Linked DNA regions of Homo sapiens: region 2 is linked to region 1. Evidence: read pairs that join two places in POLR2A ChIA-PET (ENCODE). Cell type or tissue: Panc1. All regions are shown on one strand.

The links. ChIA-PET counts read pairs that join two places held together with the same protein. Peaks named below come from ENCODE experiments on the same cell type or tissue, not always from the same donor. Only the 100,000 strongest peaks of a DNase experiment are listed, where the experiment ranks them.
Region 2: POLR2A ChIA-PET joins it to region 1 with 13 read pairs; 2 of 35 experiments call an interaction of 5 or more read pairs at or near these places.

The regions. Positions count from the first base shown.
Region 1 is chr10:114,703,706-114,706,205 of GRCh38, forward strand. It overlaps a transcript of ABLIM1 not described here. Among named protein-coding and RNA genes, the nearest start is that of ABLIM1, 47 kb to the left of the region's middle. In Panc1, CTCF peaks have their summits at 107 (motif pointing left) and 319; no DNase peak of the experiment used is centred here; H3K27ac peaks cover 2,500 bases.
Region 2 is chr10:114,421,695-114,424,194 of GRCh38, forward strand. It overlaps the pseudogene RN7SL384P. Among named protein-coding and RNA genes, the nearest start is that of AFAP1L2, 18 kb to the left of the region's middle. In Panc1, no CTCF peak of the experiment used is centred here; no DNase peak of the experiment used is centred here; H3K27ac peaks cover 2,152 bases.

The sequences.
Region 1 (2,500 bases):
ATAAATGCTTTTTGGCCTTTGTTTACATTATGTACTGTGAGAATAAGATATTCAATTAAAATAGTTTATCAGTTCATTCATCTGAACAGAGCCCAGAAGGGTCGCAGATAGAGGCTGGGGGCACAGAACACTACCACCCTCTACTGGAGAATCAGTTTCTTACAGGAAACATTCACGTTTCTCACTACACGTGAGCTTCACTCCTTTTCAGCATCAATGTAAAGGAGTGAATGTACTCACTAAATCTTTATCCCTGGAAAAATGTGTGGATTCTCTTTGTGGAAATAATATGCAAAGTGTAAACTGACATGCCCAGGAGTGCCAGAAATAAAGATACTGGACTTACACTCTCATGAAACAGGAATCACTTTTTATTTTCTTTATTTTCTTTTCATTGGTGTGGTTAGATCAACATGGAGTGACTTTTGAATAATACAGAGAACCTATGTCTAAATTCAGCTGGCCACCTGCCAACATAATTTATTTGGCATTTGTGTGATTAGGCTTTTCTAGTTAGTGACTCGAACAATCTCTCTCTCTCTCTCTGACACTCTATCTCTCTCTCGCTCTCTCTCTCTCTCTCTCTCTCTCTCTCTCTATATATATATATATATATATATATATATATATTGCGCGCGTTACATCTGTGAGGTATCTTGGAATAACAAGAGCCTAAATTGTTACCACATAAACTATTAAAATGTAACTGCACAGTGGTCTCAGTAGAACATTTTCATAAATGGGGATTATCTATAAATCTGCTTTGGCCGGCTACTAAGCCAGAATTTAGTAAGAGTATTACATATTGGCAGAGATTTCCCAATGCCCAGTTTCAAGCTTTCCTTAAATTGGTTATAGCTCATTTATGCTTCATATCACTTTCTATAAAGTGATTCGCAGCCAAAGCCTGCCTTTGGTCATTCTAAGGGGGGTGGGGGTGGGGAGAAAGAGAAAACGGGCAGAGAAAATGTCTCTCCCTTCCTGGGAGGCTGTGGGGTCCAAGGCCTTTTCTCTGGCATGCATGGGAGTGTGTAAGTCCTCTCTGTTATAGGGTATTGCTACAAAGAGAATCCACAGATTGTTTCCAAGGATAAAGATTTAGTGGATCATTGACTCTAATAAGGCGTCAAGCCCAACTTCAGCGCATTCTGATTCTCAAAGACAAACTCATGAATAGTTCATCAGCTTAAGGAGAAAGACTACTTTAGAATTCCCTTCATGTATACCAGTCTTAAGACGTTTTCAAAGGATTCGGTAGTCATGCCCCAAATTTCCAAACCCATGGCTGTGCCTTGACATGGTGAGGTTTAAGAAAGGGAAGTTCAAGTTCTTTTTTTTTTCATTAGCATCAGGTCTGGTTCTTAGACTAAGCAAGTGTGGAGTCAGCTCCAAGAGGGGCCTGAGAAGTATCTGTTCAAGCTCCAACCCCAGGTAAAAGTGTACTTAAACTATCTTAGATATTAGGATATTTAAGACTTCTAGGGAAGAGCATAGGTCATTTTTAAATGCTAAAACACAAGAAGTACGAAGAATTCTGACTTGACTAGAACCAACCAGTGTGAGGCATATTTTAAAGCAGTTACTAAAATAAAGTTTATTGATAAAGACTTGAGGTTAGGATACAAAACCCATAATAGTTGCTGGGCATCATTCCATATCCTAAAGTGAAACATGGGCACCCACAGGGATCTTGCCATGGCTCATGAGGGGATAGGTCACCAGTGGGCAGGATGCAAATGAAGAGGGCAAGGCGAAGACCTCAAACAGTGGAATCTGGAGGGGATGTTCTGAAAGCCACAGTTTGCAGAGGCTTGACATAACGAGTAAGGATGAAGGAAACGGGAAATGGAGATGGTTTGGGGATGGGCAAACACAGGAGACTGACAGAAAATACAAGAAGTCATTCATTCAACAAAAATCTACTCAGACCCTTGGTGAGAAAGGCTGGGCACCATGATAGGCACAAAAACTAAAGCAGTCTCTCTAAAATTCAGTGCAATGCCAAAGCAGAAAAGGTTAAGAAACTGTATCCCTACCTTCCAAAGGAAGTTATGTAAGATATTTTCATCAACAAAGACAACTTCAATAGAGAAAATCATAACAAAAAATTTGAAATTTGATGATATATCTTGTTTTATGTGGAGAAGACTACAGTGCAAGGACAGAGTAGCGAAGTGGGAGTATGGATCAAATTACTTGTTAATACATTTCACCAGGTGAATTCCCAAGACAAATAGGCAACAGATCAGGTTTATCCTGAAACCTCTAATACAAGGCAGTCATCATTCTTACCCTAAAGAACTGGATCCTTTGAAAAATCACCAAGTCAAACTCAGATCTTTAAACCTCAATCTCAAGTGCAAGAAAGACTACAATCCTTCTTGATGACAATCTCAGAATCTGACAACCATGCAAGAAGAATCTGTTGAGTATCTGCTGTGTAAAAAACAGTAAGATATAATTAGAGAAGGAGAAGGGAAAACTACATACAAATCAGTAT
Region 2 (2,500 bases), 280 kb before region 1:
TGTTGTTGCAAAAGTTTATCCCTTTTTGTTGTTGAGTAATATTCCATTGTATAGATGAACTATAGTTTGTTTATTTATTCCCCAGTTAAAGAATATTTGCAGTTTCCAGTTTTTGGTGATTACGAATAAAGTCAGTATAAACATTCATGTACAGGTTTTTGTGTGAACTAAGGTTTTGGTTTTACTTGAATAAATACATAGGAGTGGAGTCATTGGGTCTTATGTTAGGGGTGTATATCTTTAAAAGAAACTGTCAAACCGTTTTCCAAAATATTGTATCCTTTTGTACTCCCACCATCAGTGTGCGAGTTCCACTTGTTCTGCGTCCTTGCAATACTTTGTACTGAGAGTTCTTTATCTACTTTCTCTGGATTCAAGTCCTTGATCAGATATGTGATTTGAAAATTGCTTTTTCCAATCTCAGACTTGTTTCATTCTCCTTATAACATCTTTTAAAGAGCAGAAGTTCCTGATTTTGATGACCAAGTTATCAATTTCTTTCCTTCTCTGGATCATGCTTTTGGTATCAATTCTAAGAACCCTTTGCCTAAACCAAGGTCATGGAAATTTTCTCCTGTATTTTCTTCAAGAAATTCTATAGTTTTTGGTTTTATAGTTGGGTCTTTGGGCCACCTTTTTTTGCTTTTATTTTGTGAACTTTTTCGTCTGCTTTAAGCCTCAAATCTAGTCTATTAGTTACGTGCCTGTGTTGCCCTTCCAGGCTTCAAGCTCTTTGAGGGCAGAGATTGTTTTATCAGGGTCAGCATTTGCGTAAGCCCTAGAGTGAGCATCGCCTGACATTTGGAGCCTACACACCTCAGTTGCTCCCATAGTCCCAGCCTGTGTTCATGTTCATGTTTTCCACAACACCCCAGCCTCATGCTTCTCACTTTAGATACAGTACAGATGTTCCTGAAATTAAACAATGAGATCTTAGAAAGGCTTTAGGGCTCTGTATGCCATTGAAAATTAAGACAAATTAGGGTAACTAGGAAACATCATTTGTGGTCATTCAAAGGCACTGATTGTATGAGGCACACTTCCCATGCGCAGTCACTTGAATGCCCCCTGCTAGCCCAGACCTCCAGAAAGTTATTTTATTCTACGTTGCCTTCTTCTTCTTTTTTTCTTTCTTTCTTTTTTTTTTTTTTTTTTTTGAGATAGAGTCTCACTCAGTCACCCAGGCTGGAGTGCAGTGGTGCGATCTCGGTTCACTGCAACCTCCACCTCCTGGGCTCAAGCCATTCTCCTGCCTCAGCCTCCAAAGTAGCTGGGATTACAGGTGCGTGCCACCATGCATCTTTTGTATTTTTAGTAGAGACGGGGTTTCACCATGTTGGCCAGGCTGGTCTTAAACTCCTGACCTCAGGTGATCCGTCCGCCTCAGCCTCCCAAAGTGCCAGGAGTACAGGTGTGAGCCACCACGCCCGGCCTCTATGTTGCCTTCTTATAACAGTGTTGCTGAGTTAGATGATTAACCAAAGTGCTCTGATAGTGTATTTTTTAAAATCTGGAACCAAATTCAGGTAGAAAGCAGCAATGGAGACAGGAGTAATGTGTGAGGCCTAAAAATGGAAAGACAACTTTCTATCCTCAGTCGGAGTAGGCCCAGATATGAAACGACAAGGTTCATTATATTCAGGGGCAATTTTTCCCTAGTTGCACTTTTTTCTTCCCAATATGTATGAGTTTTCATGGGACATCCACTTCTTGGGCTGCTTGGAGACAAGGGAAGGAGGCTTTCTCCATTCAAGGGTTGCAGATTCAGAGATTCAAGGAAAAGGCCATTCCATCTGGAAGCTGACTTCCTGACCTGTTTTCAGAACATTTTACAGCAGGTACACCTGCGTCAGCAACAGAGAAAGAGAGGCATCCTTGGACAACAAAGCTACAGATCTAGCAGCATTTGGCTGTCTTTAGAGAAGGACAGACAGCTCTCTCACTTGTGCTAGGTGTGCTAGGAGGTGCTCCCTCGTGCCTCTGCTGATGTGTTTGGGCAAAGAAAAAACAATGGCCAAAGAAGAACAAATTTATTTCTTACCACTGGAAAGGCCTTTAAAAAATTTTTTCTATTAAGAGATAGGGTTTTGCTATGTTGCCCAGGCTGGAGGGCAGTGGCTAGTCACATGCACGATCCCACTACTGATCAGCATGGGAGTTTTGACTTGGTCAATTTCCGATCTGGGCTAGTTTGCCCCTCCTTAGGCAGCTTGGTGGTCCCTCCTTTCTGGAGTTCACCATATTGATGCTGAGCTTAGTATAGACATCCAATCAGCATAGTGGACTGCAGCCCAGAACTCCTGGGTTCAAGCCACCTTCCCGCCTCAGCCTCTTGAGTACCCAGGACTGCAGATGGGTGCCACCATACCCAGCTGGAAAGAGCTTAAAGAACTTCAAAGCTTTGACAGAACTTTTTTTTTTTTGAGACGGAGTCTCACTGTGTTTCCCAAACTGGAGTGCAGTGGTGTGATCTCGGCTCACTGCAACCTCCGCCTCCTGG